Regions from separate parts of the Mus musculus genome. Here region 2 is linked to region 1. The links are chromatin loops, found by intact Hi-C in ENCODE. Cell type or tissue: heart. All regions are shown on one strand.

Region 1 (8,000 bases):
CTCCTCACGGTAGAAGATCCTGCAGGCCATCTTAGCCGTGTTTTATTGATCCTTGTATTTCTAGGGCCACAGCAAGCACTCAATAATGAATTGAGTAACAGAGTTGGGTTTCAAAGTCAGGACTTTTCTTTCCAGCACAAATCTCATATTTCTCCACACTATTCTTTTTAATGTGTTGAATTTGAGGGGTTCTACATTACAACTGGGTGTGTTTCTATCTGTTGCTAATTAAAGCGTGCACAGATAGATGTTTGGCTTCATCAGGATCCAATGGATAACTGTTTTTGAATATCCTTCCTCCATCATCCCTCCACTTTGATGATGGAGGCATTAGGGGTTAATTGCATCTGGAGTTAACTGAGGTCTTTAGTCTCACAAACTCTTGCACCTTTCAGTCTGTTGCTTCTATACCACTACAAGACGAAGAGAGAAGAAATGCATAGGAAACAAGGTAGATCTTACTTATGTGGCAACTGACATTAAAACTCAATGTATTAACAATAAATCACCTTTTACATGAGCACCCCACACCCCAAATTCCCAATCTTTATAGCTAGGCATTAAAGGCTAGGGGCTGGAGAGAAAGTTCAGTGGCTAAGAACACTGGCTGTTCTTCCAAAGGACCCGGATTTAATTCCCAGAGCCCACATGGCAACTCACACCTGTCTGTAACTCTAGTTCCAGGGGATCTGACACCCTTATGCAGATATACATGTCTTTTCACACAGACAGGCATGTAGGCACAACACCAATGTACATTTAAAAAAAAATCTAACAGCTAAAAATTAAAATTGAAATCAACATTGAGATCTCTAGAAGCTTCCATTGGGATACGGACATGCAAAGACCCAAGATGGCTGCCCTAAGCTCACCTCTGTGCACCGAAGTGGAAACCAATCTTTCTTCAATGCCATGTGTGCTTTATTTTTCATCAAACAAATTATCTCCATCAGAACCTACTTATTTACATAGTCTTATCTTTCTGCTATTGCCTTGGTGATATTCTTGTTATAAAGAGGAAGGAACTCGAAGCAAAAATATAAAAAGCAAGGCTGCCTTATCAGGGACATAGGGGAATCAGTAAAGGAGACATTTAGTTCACAAGGTGATGGGATTTCCTATTTGTAAAGTAGCCTCTCAGTCACACTTTGTACTCTCCGGGCCACAATGCCAACCCACGCTTATTTGTCCTTCCTGGGCCTGGAATGAATTCAATTCTACGCCTTATTTAGTCAAATGATTCCTCCAGCTTCAATGTGTACTTCTGTATGCTTCATTTTGGAAACATCATATTTAAATATTTTCTCTTCTTGAGTTTGTTTTAGTTCCAAAGCTGGGGAATGAAGTTTCTTTTGGGGGGGGGCAGGAGGGGGGATGGGTTTTTCTTGCTTTACATGTTAAGAATGGCTTTCTCAAATGGCTAATAAAGTATCCCAGTAGTGCCTTAACCCTCCTACAATGACGTTTTCCACGAGAATTAGCATTTAATTGGGATAATTTGTTGTCAACGGAAAGCAAAGATTCCTTTCCAAGAGGATCAGCGTGATAATGTCTTACCAGCTAGAGCACAGAGACCAAATATAAACCAGTTCTGAGAAACAGGAAGTGAACCTGACTGGTCTAGTCTGAGTGTCCCTGGCAGTGACGCAAATACAGAAATCAAATTAGGAAAACAAGGTATGTGGGTGTGAGGCAATCGATAACAATCCAGGATGCTACAACATAAGCAAAGAAGCCTTCAACCAAATGCCGTTCATTTTAATAACACCCCGAGCAGTTTGATTTCCCTGGAACGCACTGGTGATTAGAGAGCAGGGACGAGCATGAGTTCCCTAGCAACCGCATGTGCTTTTGAGACAGTCATTAGCCTTTCCGTTAATCCCCTCAACCCCTACTTCTAAATGTACGACTGACATTAAAACGTTCCAGAAAGTGCTTCTTGAGATTTCCAGGAGGGACATGGAAAGGAACATAAGATAATAATAATAATAATAATAATAATAATAATAATAACAATAATTGCTGTCCTGAGAACTGCGGGCAGGTGAAAGAGCAGTGTTCCTATGTGCCCAGCCTGTCTCTACAGTTCATTGCTCTCAAGTCTAGGTTTCCAATTCCCCTGGGGGGCGGGGGAGGGGGGAGAAGGGGCAATGGAGGTGAAATTGTCGGGAGTTTAAGGTGGTCTCCTCTTGCTACCTGGAGCAGTATTGTTGTGTCTCTCACAAGCATCCCTCTGAAGGCAGGGTGAACCCTGGAGTGTACAGGTGGCCATTTGTGTAGTGGCAGACTGACTGACAGCTTGGATAGGGCAACATATACCACATTTTCTTTCTCCTTTAAGCCCCATGAATTACCTTGGTGGAAGGAGCTGGTGAAGAAGGGAGGAGGGTGGGCTTTTTCCTATTGATTGTTTAATTGCACCAGAGGCTGCTTGTCTAGGGCCACCGGCCAAGAGCGTTATTTTTGTGGCTAAAGTGGGGTTGGGCCAGTTTCCCAGCCTTTCCCCTAGATTTGAAGAAGACAACCCAGAAAGTCCAGAAAGGCTAGAGGAACCTGGGGTGTGTTGGCCTTTTCATTTCAAGGGTGTCCTACAGCGCCAGGGCTGCTGGGATTAAGTTCCTGCAACCGTGAATCATTGCCTTTAGATGGGTCCTGAGTTCGGGATCTACAACTCCACCCACCGTGTGGCTAAGGACAACTGTCATTAGGCAAATAGTTCTTGCTGCTACTGGCAGACCAACTCTTCTATAGCCTGGGCTCCTATTAGTCGGACACTTGACTCCTTGGGGCTCGGGTAGCTCCTAGCGGTCCCGCCGTCCCACCTAACCCCCCTGCGCGCTCCCTTCCCAAGGCGACCACCTGCGCCTCCCCACTTACCCTCTGCCCCGCGGGGAGGGCCCCTCAGGGTAGCAGAACCCTCCCTGCTCCCAGGCGGCTCAGGGGGAGCTCGGTGTTTGCCTCCAGCCCTTCGCTACCGAGGATCAGGTTCCTCCCCTCCTCCCCCTCCAGCTCCGGCCGCCGCCGCCGCCTCCTTCTTGCATGACACAGCAGAACCGCAGCTGCAGCAGCAAGTCCAAACCATCCGCCCAGGAAGCGCCGCAACCAGGGCTTGGGAGGAGCGGATGGGGCAAGGCAGGGGTCTAACCCAGGGGTAGTCTTGGACCCACTTTCCACCATAAACTCCCTCTTTGCCCAGGGCAAGCCGACAAAATGTGGTTCAAGCTGACCAGGCCGAGCCGTGGAGGAATGCTGGGGTTCGCCCGCAGAAGGGATGGGACCAGAGAGGAGGGGTAAAGGAGACCCCAGTAAAGGGCAGGCCATTTCAGGTGAAGAAAGGTAAGAGGAATCTGTGAAGTCAAGGGCCAGGCTGTGGAGGAGATTAAAGGAGGTCAAAGAGAGGTAAGGGGGTAAGGTTGCTGAGAAGAGAACCAGCTGCTTCTTCCTGCTGCTGCTGCTGCTGGTGGTGGTGGGGTTAAGTATTTGGGAAGGCCTGAGCTGGGTACATAAGCAAAGAGCCTGAGCTGGGCGGTCCAGGCAAAAGAGGGTTAAAAGGATGAAAGAATTAGACTTGAGGTTAGAAGGCCATAAGGATGGGTGTTAGAATTAGAGGGAGACCTAATGCATTCATAAGTGATGGAGAGAGACGGATAATCAAGGCCAGGCCGGAATGTTGGTCCTCTCCCATCCCACTCCTCAGTTACTGAGTTAGTGTTTTCTTATCCTTTTTCCACAATTCTGCCAACCCCGTTTTCCTTATAAAGACGGAAAAGTGTGAACCAACAGAAAAATAGCAATTTAATCATAGATTTTACTTATAGGATGTTTTTCCATGGTACATAAAAATGTAGAGACAGAGAATTGCGATTCGAAGTAGACCCCCCCCCCCACACACCTTGCACACACATACATTGCAAGTCATTAAGACTAAGGACTTCAAACTTAGTTTCCATACATCACTAGACACGAATAAGCCTTTAAACGCTAATACTTAAGTTAAATGCTAGCAGTGGGGACAGAATTGGTGGTTTGGAATATCAGGAAAATGCACGTTTGCGCTCTGTCCACACACACGCATATATATGTATATATAATTTCTAGTGTGTAGCATGCACAGTATGATTAAGGGATAAGCATGTTTCCCTGATCATCTTATTTCCAACCAAGCACGCATTTTATGGCAGTCATCTTGTCACCATTTGGAAGAATGTGGTCAGAAAAGTAGTGCCCAAACTGCCACTTTGGTTTTGTCTGTACCTTACAGGTCATGGCTTCATACCTCACTTCCTGACACAAACAAGTTTTTACTGTTGTCAGCAACAAAGCCCTAATATAGCCGCGGAAGAGAAAAACTGCCTTGCATTTTGCCTCTTGAGAGCATCATCAACAGTTACCGGAGGAATGTAATTCCAGAAAGCTCCGAAACTGGTAGTGATGGTAATTATGGACCAAATGCCCGGTTCTGGTTGTTATTTTCTGGGCATTTCTGTTCTACCAACGATCTGCGAGTGAGCTCACTGAGAGGGCAAATCTGGCTTTTCTTTTTGACTTTGTAAAATTTAATCAGGCCTGATAGGGAACTCACAGCTCTTGGGGGAAAATAAAGTAGGAACCACGAAATGTCATTTTAACAGAGCGTGGGCTTGGTGACTGCAGGAAAGGATTTAAGGACGCTCCTGTTCCGCTTGCTGTGTAATGAGCACTGGCTCCACGCACGCACCGACGCCATAGCTCCCGGATGCAGTGGCTCCCTTATCTGGGCTTTCGCAGCGCCACAAGCCCCTTCGGGATGCTTCGAGGGGCTCCTGGTGGGTGGTGGTACAAATGCTGCCGCCGCCGCCGCCGGCGGTCCTGCTGCTGTTGTTGCTGCTGCAGTCACGTGGGAGCCCCTTTAAGTTTCCATAGAGAGGCCTCTCCGGTGTCACATGATGGACATGATATAATGAAACAACATTGTGGAGAGGAAAGCATTAGGGGAGCCCACGGCTACAAAACAAGTGAGAAGAGGTGGGAGAAAGAGAAACTACGCCACCTCCTCTGCAGCCGAGCGCACGCAGCAGCCTGGCGTGACAAGTGGGCGACGCCAGGGACAGAGAGTGGGGGTCCTCCGCCCGCTCCGGGGACCCTGTCGCCCACCGTGGTGCGCTGAGCAACTTTTAGCCGGCAGCCCCGCACCTGTCTCAGAGTCCCCATCGCTCCCCACCAACCATCATGGGAAAATTCTAGAAGAATACGCTCTCGGAATCTACGTGCGCATCATTTTCCTCCTCACTCCAGAGGAAGGAACCAGAAAAGAGAGCAAAGCGGTGTAGTGTTCAGCCTCAAGGTAAGTTCTTTAGGGTGGGGAAAACGGGTCCAGCAGGACTTGGGGACAGGATTTGGTGCTCAACTCCCACCTTGGGGGTGGAAAAAGCGTCCCCGCACTCTCGGTGAGGCAGATGGGTTGGCGCGTCATCTGTGCTATTTTCCCGGTGGACTCTCTTGACGTCCACCCTCGCAGTCCCCGGGGCCCCCTTACGGTCCCCCACAAGGGGCCTGAGGCAGCGGGCCAGGATGCTCGGCGGGTGAGCGAAGGAAGGTAGGGTTGCTGCGTGAAACGGGCATGTCGGAGCTATTTCGCCATGTTTGTGTTGCTAAGAGCACTTTTTTTTCCCCTTTGCGGTGGCTTGATGCCACATGGCTCCTCCGGAGCTGCTGCCGGGTTGAGAGCGAGTGGTTTTTTTTTTTTTTTTCAATGTCCGCATTCCAGCTAATGTTGCGCAGATAAAATTCAAACTTGAGGTAAACAGACGAAGAGGAGGAGGAGGAGGGGAGGGACCGGCGGGGGGGGGTTGGGGGGGGGGAGGGAGGACTGTTTCCATTTCGAGATCCCACCTCTTCACTCAGAGGAGACCAACATCCCGAACCTAGAGGCAACTCATGCATGGCTCCCACGCCCCCCCACCTCGGCCGTCAACAAGAAGTAAGGGCTGGGGGCGAGCGGTTGGGAGGGACGCGACGTTTTGGTTCTAGGGGGAAGGTGGGGGGAGAGGCAGCCCCTGGGAAGCCGGAGCTTTGACTTCGGCTATTATTTTGGCGGAGGGAAGCAGGATGCGTCCTCTTGCTCTGGAGATGGGGGGTTGTATGTCCCCCCTCTCTATCACTACCTAATCGTGTTGCCTCACTCCCCCCCACCACAGGTTGCCCCCACAGGCGGGATGGGTGGGGCTTTGAGGTTCCAGAAGGCAGGTTACCTAGCAGGTGTGTAGGGTGGGCATTTGGATTTGGTAAGTCGCTTGGATTTGGTAGGAGACCATGGGGGAGGCAAAGCGAGTGCGTAGGTAGAGCTAAGTCTAACGCTTATGTATGGGGGGGGTTGCTTTTAAAACCAAGAGAAAAATCAAGACAGGTCCCCCCCCCCCAATATGTCTGTTTCAGCTCGCAGCGAAGCTGCTGCGTGAGTGTCGAGGACGAGGGCGAGCTTCGTCATGTGGCACACACTGTAGGCTTCTGACAGCTTGGAGCTATCTACCCCCTCCCGCGCGCGCCCGGGGCGGAAGGTGTGGGTTGGGTGGTCCGAGGCGGGTGACGTCCGAGGCGGGGTGGGGACAAGACTCCGGAGCGCCTGGGTCCGCAGCCACGGCTTGCTCGGCACGGCGTGTCAGGGAGGAGGCGGCCACGTGAGGGGTCCGCGGCAGCTCGCGAGCTGAAGGCTGGGGGCGAAGTGCGTAGCAAGAGTCGTGACGGGGGTGACACGCAGCCGCCGTGGCCCTTTGCTCACTGCCCACGCAGAGCCGCGCCGCGGGTGGGTGCGCACTCACGCGCCCGCTCCCGGGAGACCGTTTCCGGCTCAGGGCTCGAGCCCGGGCGGTAAACAGGGTGGTGCCCTCTGCCCTCCCGCCCCCGGCCGGGCGGAGGCGCGCGATCGTGGCGGACGAGCTGCGGTGGCGAGAGCGCGCGCGAGCGGGCGAGCGCGCGTCCCCGCCCGTCCCGCCTCCTCTGTTTTTGTTTTGATGGAGCCCGCGTGCAGCTGGCGCGTGTCGAGTCACGTGCCGCGGCCGCGAGGTGGCTGGGCGCCGGCGACCGGGACACGGGGGAGGGTCGCAGACCCTGAACAGTTCGAAAACTACCGCGAGGTACAGTCTTGTGGGGCTGGTCGCAGTTGTTCCCCTGGAGCAGTATTTGGGTTCGTCGTCACAGCATCCCTGCCAGTCGGCTGTCCCCCCCACCCCATCCCCTCCGGGCCGGAGACTCAACAGAGGGATCGAGCAGACCGTCCTCCCAGGTGTGTTATGTTATATCAGTGGACACAGAAGTACCTACATCTAGCTCTTCATCCAGGCTGCACGGTGTAATCAACCCCAGAGCTTTAGAATTAATCCCGATACCCACTCTCATAGCTAGGGAACTGAAATCCAAATAGAGTCTGGACTGAGGGCCATTTTCTTCACCTCCTTCTTCTCCAGTAATTGTGACGCAGTAAGAATAAAAACTGATAGGTAGCCAGCTTGGTAGGCTAGATGTTGAGTCATCTGTATTTACGCATCGAAGAATGAAAAATAGCCCCAATAGTTAACATGTCGGTCTCTCACTAAATGGGGCCTCTATGTGCCAGACAGGATGACTGCGCAAACATGGCGACAACCTGGAGGAGTAACAGTTTTTACTTTTGGGGGAATGGAAGTACAGGAGGTTCTGGCAGAGGTGGAGCTTGAGGACTCCCTGACGGGAGCTCATGGGAGCAGGCCCCAGAGTTCATATTTGAAACCATTACTCCGGGTTGCTTGAGAGACCTTTCACCTTTGCGAACAGTTTAGGAATAGTGCATACTAGCCCGAGGGCCCGAATTTCTGTACATGGATTTCTGTTGTTACAGCTTTATCTGGAAAGGTTCCCTTGTTTGAAAGGAGAACCACCTTTTGGTAAATTCACTAGTGCCTTCAGGCTACTGATTCTAGTATTTACTGTGGGGGGGGGGGATTTTAGCAATTTGAAGTTAACAGGTGGATCCCCTCATACATAGT
Region 2 (8,000 bases), 66 kb before region 1:
CTCTGGCAATGCTGTGCACCCCCTCCATTCTAAAGGAGCCTCTTTATCCAGATTGACATGGAGCATCTCTCCAGAGGACTTTGAGTTCCATTCTGAGACCTCAACTTTGTCACCTGAGCTCACCTCCAGCCACCCTCTGGCAGTGTTCAGCCAGCAGGGCACTGGCTGCATGCTGACGAAGGTCTTGCTATGCCGCACACCGTGGTCCTCAGGAAGGGCAGCATCAGCATCACCTGGATGGTCAGCATCCGTTGGTAATGCAGCCTAGCTCCCACCCTCAACTGACTGCATCAGAGCCTACAGCTTAAGTTCAGGTTCAGGAAGCAGCGGTCTTAGGGATCATCATCTGCTCAGGGTTGCTTTTGCTGGCAACGTGACTCACCATGTCAGGCTCCCAAGTTGTATCCGTGCATTTTCCATTTCAAGGCTCTACACAGATTTCCCTGCAGTGCTCCCGGGCAAGTGAGCTCGACTTGGATGAGTTCCCACCCAGCGGGCCTCAGGATGGTGGTGCTCTGAGCGGTCACACCGTTATATAGTGCAGCCTCCTGCTAAGCAAGCTATGCCCACCCCCTAGGTCACCCTGCCCTCCTGTTCCCTCAGCTCCAGTGGTACCATGTTCATAAATTGTTGTTAAAGAAGGAAATTACCAGAAAGAAAAAAAAATAATGTCTATAAACCTGCACAGTTTAGAGCTAAAGAATATGTTAAAATTTTCCATTGTGGAAATTTCCCAGCTACTGGGCTCTTTAGATTTTTTTTTTTTCAGAGCTGCAAGCAAAGAATGGAAATTTCCAAACGCAGCATCGAGAGCTGCTGTTCTGCTGACTGTCTGGCTCAGCCGGGGTCATCTGCTTCTCTAAAGACATCAAGGAATGCCAAGGTAGGGCTAAGAGAACACGATGGGCTTCCTCTGCAGGCAGGAAGGAAGATCTTTGCGCGCTGCCTAAGAGCTGGGAGGAGAGGAGAGGAGAGGAGAGGCAGCAGAGGTGACACCCCCTGCTCCCTCCCCCTGAACAGGAAGTCATCCCACTTGACTTCTTTCCAGGGGCAGCTGGCTGGCAGGATTTGTGTTTTTAAAAGACATTCCTAAGGTGGGTGGGAGATACAGAAACATGAGAGAAAGAAATCTTTGTTGGGGTCTAATTTTGAAAGGACTTTACCTGGTAGCTATATCATTCAATCATGTGACCTATCCAAGAAAATCAATCAAAATCTCTCTCTCTCTCTCTCTCTCTCTCTCTCTCTCTCTCTCTCTCTCTCTCTCTCTGTGTGTGTGTGTGTGTGTGTGTGTGTGTGTGTGTGTGTGTGTCTCATGTAGCCAAGGCTGGTCTTGACCTCCTGATCCCCTTTCCTTCACCTCCCAAATGCTGGGATTAAAGGCATGTGCCATTATGCCCAGCATTAATTCTGAATTTAGAATCTTCAAGCTGTACCTCCTGAGACAGCTCTATCTCCTCATCCCCCATAAACCAAACCTTCCACAAATATCCCAGCAGGTTCTGTCCCCACCTCGGCAATAATTTCAACAGGCCTGTTCCTTTCCACTGCAGCTACGTAAAAATACATTCCTGTTCACAGCTGGTCCTGCCGCCTGAGTCAACAGGCATCTAATAGTTCCCTGAGATCTGGCATGTTCCTTCCACCCACGAATGCTGTTCCTACAGAAGTCTCAACAGCAGCAACTCCATGGAAGTTGGTGTCAGGGCGTCAGCTTCCTGCAGACGCCGAAGGACCCCTGAGTGGCTTTGGAACAGAAGGAATATTCTCAAACCTAAGCCATGTGGTTTTTGTCTGACTGAAAGTTTGGTTTCTGTTTGTCACCTTTCAGGAAGTTCTTAACAAACAAGTGTTATCTATGAGTTCTGTGCTCTGCCATCCCCTGGCACCAGGGAAAGGACTGCAATGAAGGGTTTTTGACATCCTTGTTCTTTATACTAAACACTCTTTATTGAAACAAGTTTGATAACAGTGATGAATTTCTGGCAAGAAACTTTAAAAAAAAATCACACAGCGGCCCCTGACTATAAATTCAACACTGCCACAAGTTCGGGACCAATCAGGTCTAGAGGGTGAGACCCTATCTTGACAAGCTGAGCAGGAGCATGGGTTAGGGAGGTGGCTCAGTTGGTGGAATGCTTGCTGTGCAGGCATCTGGACCTGGGATTGGATGCCAGGTACCCTTGTAAAGTCAGGCATGATGGCATGCATCTTTAACCCCAGTGGCAGGGAGGCAGAGATGGGGGGAGCCCTGGGCTCACTGGTCAGCCAGTCTAGCCAAACTGATGAATTCCAGGATCAGAGACAACTTGTCTCCAAAAACAAAAACAAAAACAAAACAAAAACAAAGAAAAACAACAAAACAAAACAAAACAAAACGGCATGGAGAGTGGTTGTGGAAGACATTCCATGTTTTACCTCTGACCTCCTCACACACGCACATGTACCCCAAGAAATAGAAACATCACACACACACAACACACACACACACACACACACACACACACTGGACACATGAGACAGACAGACAGAGAGAGAGACAGAGAGAGAGAGAGAGAGAGAGAGAGAGCAATAATGGGGTGGGGGTGGGGTACCAGCCAACAGCTAGTGAGTAAAGGAGCTGTCCCATATCTGTTGGTTCAGTCCCATCTAGACAGAGAGACATCAGTGACCAATTTTAATGCCACCTGCATTTAAGTGGGGCACGGAGTGATGAGCAAGAGTATTTTGTGTAGGTCTGTTTAGACATTAGTCCCAAAGGATGTTCAGTTCAGCCACTGGTTTCATCTGGGATAACAATTTGCTTTATGTCTTTAATGGGTTAAAATCGAGCCTGGTTCCCTAGTGAAATTCATCAGGTAGGGGCAGGAATGTGGGTCTGGGCCTCACCAAGGAGCCCCATTCTCCTCCCCCTCTGTGTCTGTCATGTGCTAGAGGATAATGGTCCCTTCAGTTGAAGAGAGTGATGACTCATAGCTGTGGGTGGGGGCTGAACAGACAGGTATGATGAATACATCTTTCCCCGTGAGACCCAGAGACGACATTTAAAAAAAAAAATCTGTGGTTGGGATGCGTGCTGCTCCAGAGTATGATCGATTGCTTGGGATTTCAAACACGGCCAGGTTCTGTCCCTCCAGTCTCCCTGCTGTCTGCAGAGTCGCTTTGCAGCAGCTCTGATCAAGAACTGGGGCTGCATGCTGGACCCTTCCAATCCAGGTTGGCTTTGTGCCTCTCTCTGGCTCTGGCTATCAGAATGGACCAGAAGTAACTGTGCTGAGTCCAAGCCGAGCCTCAAGGGCCTACCTCCAGTGTCTCTCTTGAACCTGCTGTTACTGGCCGAGCATAGGCCAACCTGTAGGAGGATGAGCGAATGTGTACAGAGGGATGAACTGTCCTAGTAGATGGACTCCTAGGCCAGGGCACTGCACTGGGGCCGACCTTTAGGACAGGGTTTGCTGACCTCTGATCTAAAGCAATGTGTTACCCATAGAAGTGTTGGTACCAATTCTGGGACCCCAGCTTCTCCATTCGGATTCATCTCTGTCATTCTGGAGGAAAAGGGTTTACTTCCCGTAGAAGAGGATAAGAAGGGGCTGAGGATACGGTTTAGTGGATAGAACGCTTGCCCTAGTTTGCACAAAGGCCAAGACTAGAACCCCATGACCGCATAAAACTGGGCATGCTGGCATAGGCCTGTAATCTCAGCACTTTGGAGGTAAAAGCAGGGAAGACAGAAGTCAAGGGTATCTTTGGTTACACAGGAAATATGAGACCAGCCTGGGCTACATGAAAATTTATCTCAATTTTGGAAAAAAAAAAAAAGCAAAAAGATAAATAAATAAAAAATAAAATTAAAAAAAAAGGAAAGGGGGTTAAAAAAAAAAAGGAGTGGTTGATGCAGATCCAAGACAGCACTGAGCACGTATACAGGGAACAATTAAAAGCCTCTTAGCCACTTCCTCCTCAATGGTTGTTCCTCCTTAATGCTACAGGCCCGAATGATCAAGCAACGTTACATTTCCCAGCCTCCAATCTCTAATACTAATTTAACAAACGCACGCTGTATGTCTCAGTAAGGATGGGGCGCCACTCGTACTTCTGCCTGCTTGGAGTTCCCCGAGTGTATTGTGCTGTTTCACGCCTCCCTAACTCTGCACACAATGTTCCTTCTGCCTGGAACACTCTTAGCCCTCTTCTCTTACTGGCTAACGCCTACTCACTGATCAGAGCCGAGCTCAAGGATACTGCCTCTTGGAAGACGTCCCCAGGAGCACCACCACCTCCTCGCCCTCAACCTCCGGCCACATGCTCGGTCTCAGCACTCATTCTGCCAGCCTAACAATTAAAGCGGAAAAACCGTTTCTATGGTGCTCGGCACTTACTGTGTGCCGACACCGTCGTACAGAATCCTCTGGTTGAAAGCGTCCACATTCCTGTGCCATGCCGTTTTTCCTCAAGGCAAGCACAGATTCAGAAGTAGATGCTGTGACTTCCTCCCACCTGTTGAGCAAAGAAGATGCACGGTGATTTATCATATATACTGTATACCCACTGAGGGCACCTACTTTATCTTCTCATTCTTGCGGTACCCGGAACAGACTCGGAACAGGCAGCAAGAGGAACAGCAGCAAAGAGCAAACAATAACACAGCCCAGAACACATCTCACACAGTGTTCACAGCTCTCCCCGGGGCCAAAACCGGGCAGTAACTTTCTGAGGTAGCTGTTATAGGTGCCACATATCAGGAACGGAAGGCGTCAAGAATTCTCTGGTAACTTTCCCAAGGTTGCACAGCTAGTGTGCGATAGAGCCAGTTCCAGAGGCTGTGTTTACAACCACAGGAGGAAAGGAAGGCTGCAGTGACTCAGCAGAAATCCATTTCCATCCTCAAAGAGGAAGTCAAAGAATGAAACTCTGAGGCTAAGAGTGGTCCAACGGGCATGGCTGCATACTCGGGCTTAATCGTCAACAGGCTCGTGTCACGTGGGCTCGAAGGTGCTCAGTGTAGAGAGGTGGGTTGCTCTGATGGGACCTCCAATGGTTTTCCTGTTAACATGTTTACTCAGCATGATGCCTAACAGCCCACATGCTGCAACGGGAGAGGGTGGTTTGTTTAAGACCTCCCTGACAGCAGACAAAACCTTATGGCATAATCCCTAGGCAGGCCTATTCCATCGGATTCTTTACCAACGAGCATCTGGAAGACGATCTTGGAACTGTCTAAGAGGCTGCTGAACCTGGCTAGGCACTTTTTGTAAAATCACCATGGCCAGCTGCTCGCTGAAGCGTTGGCAAGTCCCCACGGGGCCTCCCAGACACTGTACCTCGCAGTGAGACAGACAAAAGCAGGGACACACTGTGATTGGACCACAGCTGTCTCATCTCAGCACAGGCCTGTGCTGCTGAAAAGACAACAACAGAGACGCAGCATGGAATTTTGCTTCTGGGACAATCAGGAGCTTGGCAAACATAGGTTATATGCATCCAAGACAGCTACAGATGTGGCCTACAACATTGTAGATGCTGATGTTGATGTTGCAATGTCAAGAGGTTGGAAACCCCTGCAGGTAATGGTTGGAAACCCCTGCAGGTAATCTTCCCCTTAAAACTGGAGCCTCTCTAATGGTTTAAAGGGCCGAACAGTGGCCAAGAGGACCTCCCATAGGCTTCTAGTTATTAGTACGAAACACAACAGAAGCCAGTAAGATCTCCGAACACCAAGTATCTTCATGCTCCCATGTACCAGCCCAAGGCTTGCCTCCTGCTGAGGATTTCTCCCAAAGACAATGATGGCCTGGCTGGAAAACTTTAGAAACATCCATTTGATCTGTATTCATTTTCAGGGCACAGGGTAGAGTTTATAGCATTTTACCTTCCCATTAAAATAGCTCAACTGTGTTTACAGCCTATTTTATCCAGATTGCAGATTAACAATTTAAAGTCTTCTGCTTAGCAAATCTATTTTCTCAACTGACCATAAACTCCCTGAGGGTTGAGAACATAATCTTTCTCCTTTGGAGTCCTCTGTTCAGACAATATGGCACAGTACTTGGTGGAGGTCAGAGGGACAGAGGACAAAGTATTTGGAGGAACCCCCCTAACACCTGCCCGTGCTCCGTGGCCGTCTTCAGGAGCACTTAAGTCTGAGATGCCATTTCCTCATCCTTAGATCCCTCTCTGGCCTCCCTACTTGTTGAGAAGATCAAATAAGATAATGCATGTGAAAGTATTGTGTAATCCAAGAACTGCCAGTGGCTGAAACGTAAGGAATCCTCAGAGACGCACTTAGTAAGTATCTGATCGATTTTTAATGATAAGGTATTGTCTTCTCTCTTCTCTTCAACCAGCCCCTTTAAGGATTTTATTTCCTGGAATTTAATTTTATTTGAGTAGTAAAGCCGCTTCATGTCTTCCTGATAGTGTGTGTTTCACCCCATGGTCACCTTAAAATTTGATTGTAATCTAAGCAACCCAACCCCCAAAAGTCACCAAGCACACTAGCATGTCAATCACCCAGGACTCGTGGGGACAAATACGTTCAGACCCCACTTCTATTTCAGAAGCTTTCTTGTGCTGCTATCAACCTGTGAAAATTGTACCCTACGGAGGGATTATGCATATTTTTGTGTCAAGGCACACTCTGTGGATACAGAAGTCCTAAGCCCGTATCACCGCTCCCTAAGCCCGGGCCAGCAGAGAATGTGAGAAATTTCACAGAGGCGACACTACAATTCGACCTCTTAGAACACACCATTTATTTATAGTCCTTGTTCTGTATTTATTCTTAGCAAAGACAGCATGCTTGTTTATAACAGAGTTCTATAGGATACATTAGAAATCTCTCAAACATGGATCGTTCTTAAGTGATTTTAGAAAATGCTAAGTGTAGATTTTGGATTCTTGCTCTCTTAACTAGAAAAACAAGTAAACAAAACCAAAACGGAAAGAGACACAAGGAAATAAATAAGTTTTGTATTCCAGGGATGAGTTTACACCTGGTTCCCCATCTCGTTCTCAAACCAAGTAACACGAAAGATTATCTAGATTTTATAAAATGGTCAAAAACTAGACGGCTACAGAACCACTGACTTGGCTTAAGAACTACATTTCTCACAGAAATAGCTCAATGTTTATTTTCAAACGCTACTTATGAAACTATAGGAGTCTACTCTCTTCAATTCAACCAAAGCATGAGCCATTAGATTTGTGTACAGGTTTGAAGTGTGCTGTTAACATATTGAACTCGGGCCAGTTTTGAATAATACTGATAAATTTATTTATAAAACCCCCTTTAGGGAGGAATTCATCAATCTAAAGCAGTTGTCTGTTAAATACTCCTGAAGATAGGAAAAATAGTAAATAAACAAACAAAACTTCCAAACTCATCATTGAACATTCAACAACTGTCAACAGAAAGCCAGTTTACAGTTGAGACAGTCTTACCACGTAGCTCTGGCTAGCTGGAACTTCTTAGGTGGTCCAGGCTGTTTCTAAACTTCCATTGATCTGCCCTTCTCTGCCTCTAGGGTGCTGGATTAGGGGCATACACACCACCCGTCCTTTGTCTTTAGTACCAGAAAGGAAGCTGGGGCCTTACATTCACTAAGCATACATTCTCAGCTCCTAGAGCTTCAGTTACAGCAGATATTATTAGCAGCTATATGCTATATAGAAATACAGTTTTATGTTCAAACCTGATAGCAAGTTTATACAGCTTTATTTTTGCCTAATTAATTCTGTTTTCAACAGACACTTTTCTTTCTAGTCTCAAACTTTCCCATGTCTCCCAAAGTCTGGTAGGAAGTCAAGTTCCTTTCACAGTCAGTCCAGAAGAAAAATACCTAAGAGGAGACATGGTGGCTTTAAAATGTGCTGATTTATTGATTATTTTCTTTATCATACATGGCAGTGGTGTTGGTGGTGTTAGGAAGGCTGTCGTTCTCAGCAATGGAATGGTTTTTGGTCCCTCTCTTACCCAATGATACAATGGGGAGTGGCAA

The links. Hi-C counts contacts between places; a loop is a spot of excess contacts. Peaks named below come from ENCODE experiments on the same cell type or tissue, not always from the same donor. Only the 100,000 strongest peaks of a DNase experiment are listed, where the experiment ranks them.
Region 2: a loop joins it to region 1, with 5 times the contacts of the local background. A loop is called at or near these places in 10 of 42 quality-filtered maps.

What each region holds. Positions count from the first base shown.
Region 1 is chr6:31,215,397-31,223,396 of GRCm38, reverse strand. It overlaps Lncpint (long non-protein coding RNA, Trp53 induced transcript), which reads left to right and starts at 4,923. Exons shown (of 4, transcript NR_110471.1): 1 at 4,923-5,323. 2210408F21Rik (RIKEN cDNA 2210408F21 gene) reads right to left here and starts at 3,046. Exons shown (of 6, transcript NR_040262.1): 1 at 2,878-3,046. In heart, a CTCF peak has its summit at 6,871; DNase peaks (open chromatin) are centred at 3,036, 4,976, 6,556, 6,866 and 5 weaker places; H3K4me3 peaks cover 4,400 bases; H3K27ac peaks cover 3,257 bases; H3K27me3 peaks cover 4,775 bases.
Region 2 is chr6:31,281,503-31,289,502 of GRCm38, reverse strand. The region is part of intron 2 of 2210408F21Rik (RIKEN cDNA 2210408F21 gene); the gene reads right to left. Among named protein-coding and RNA genes, the nearest start is that of Gm38782, 42 kb to the right of the region's middle. In heart, no CTCF peak of the experiment used is centred here; DNase peaks (open chromatin) are centred at 322, 922, 1,662, 4,142 and 2 weaker places; H3K27ac peaks cover 759 bases.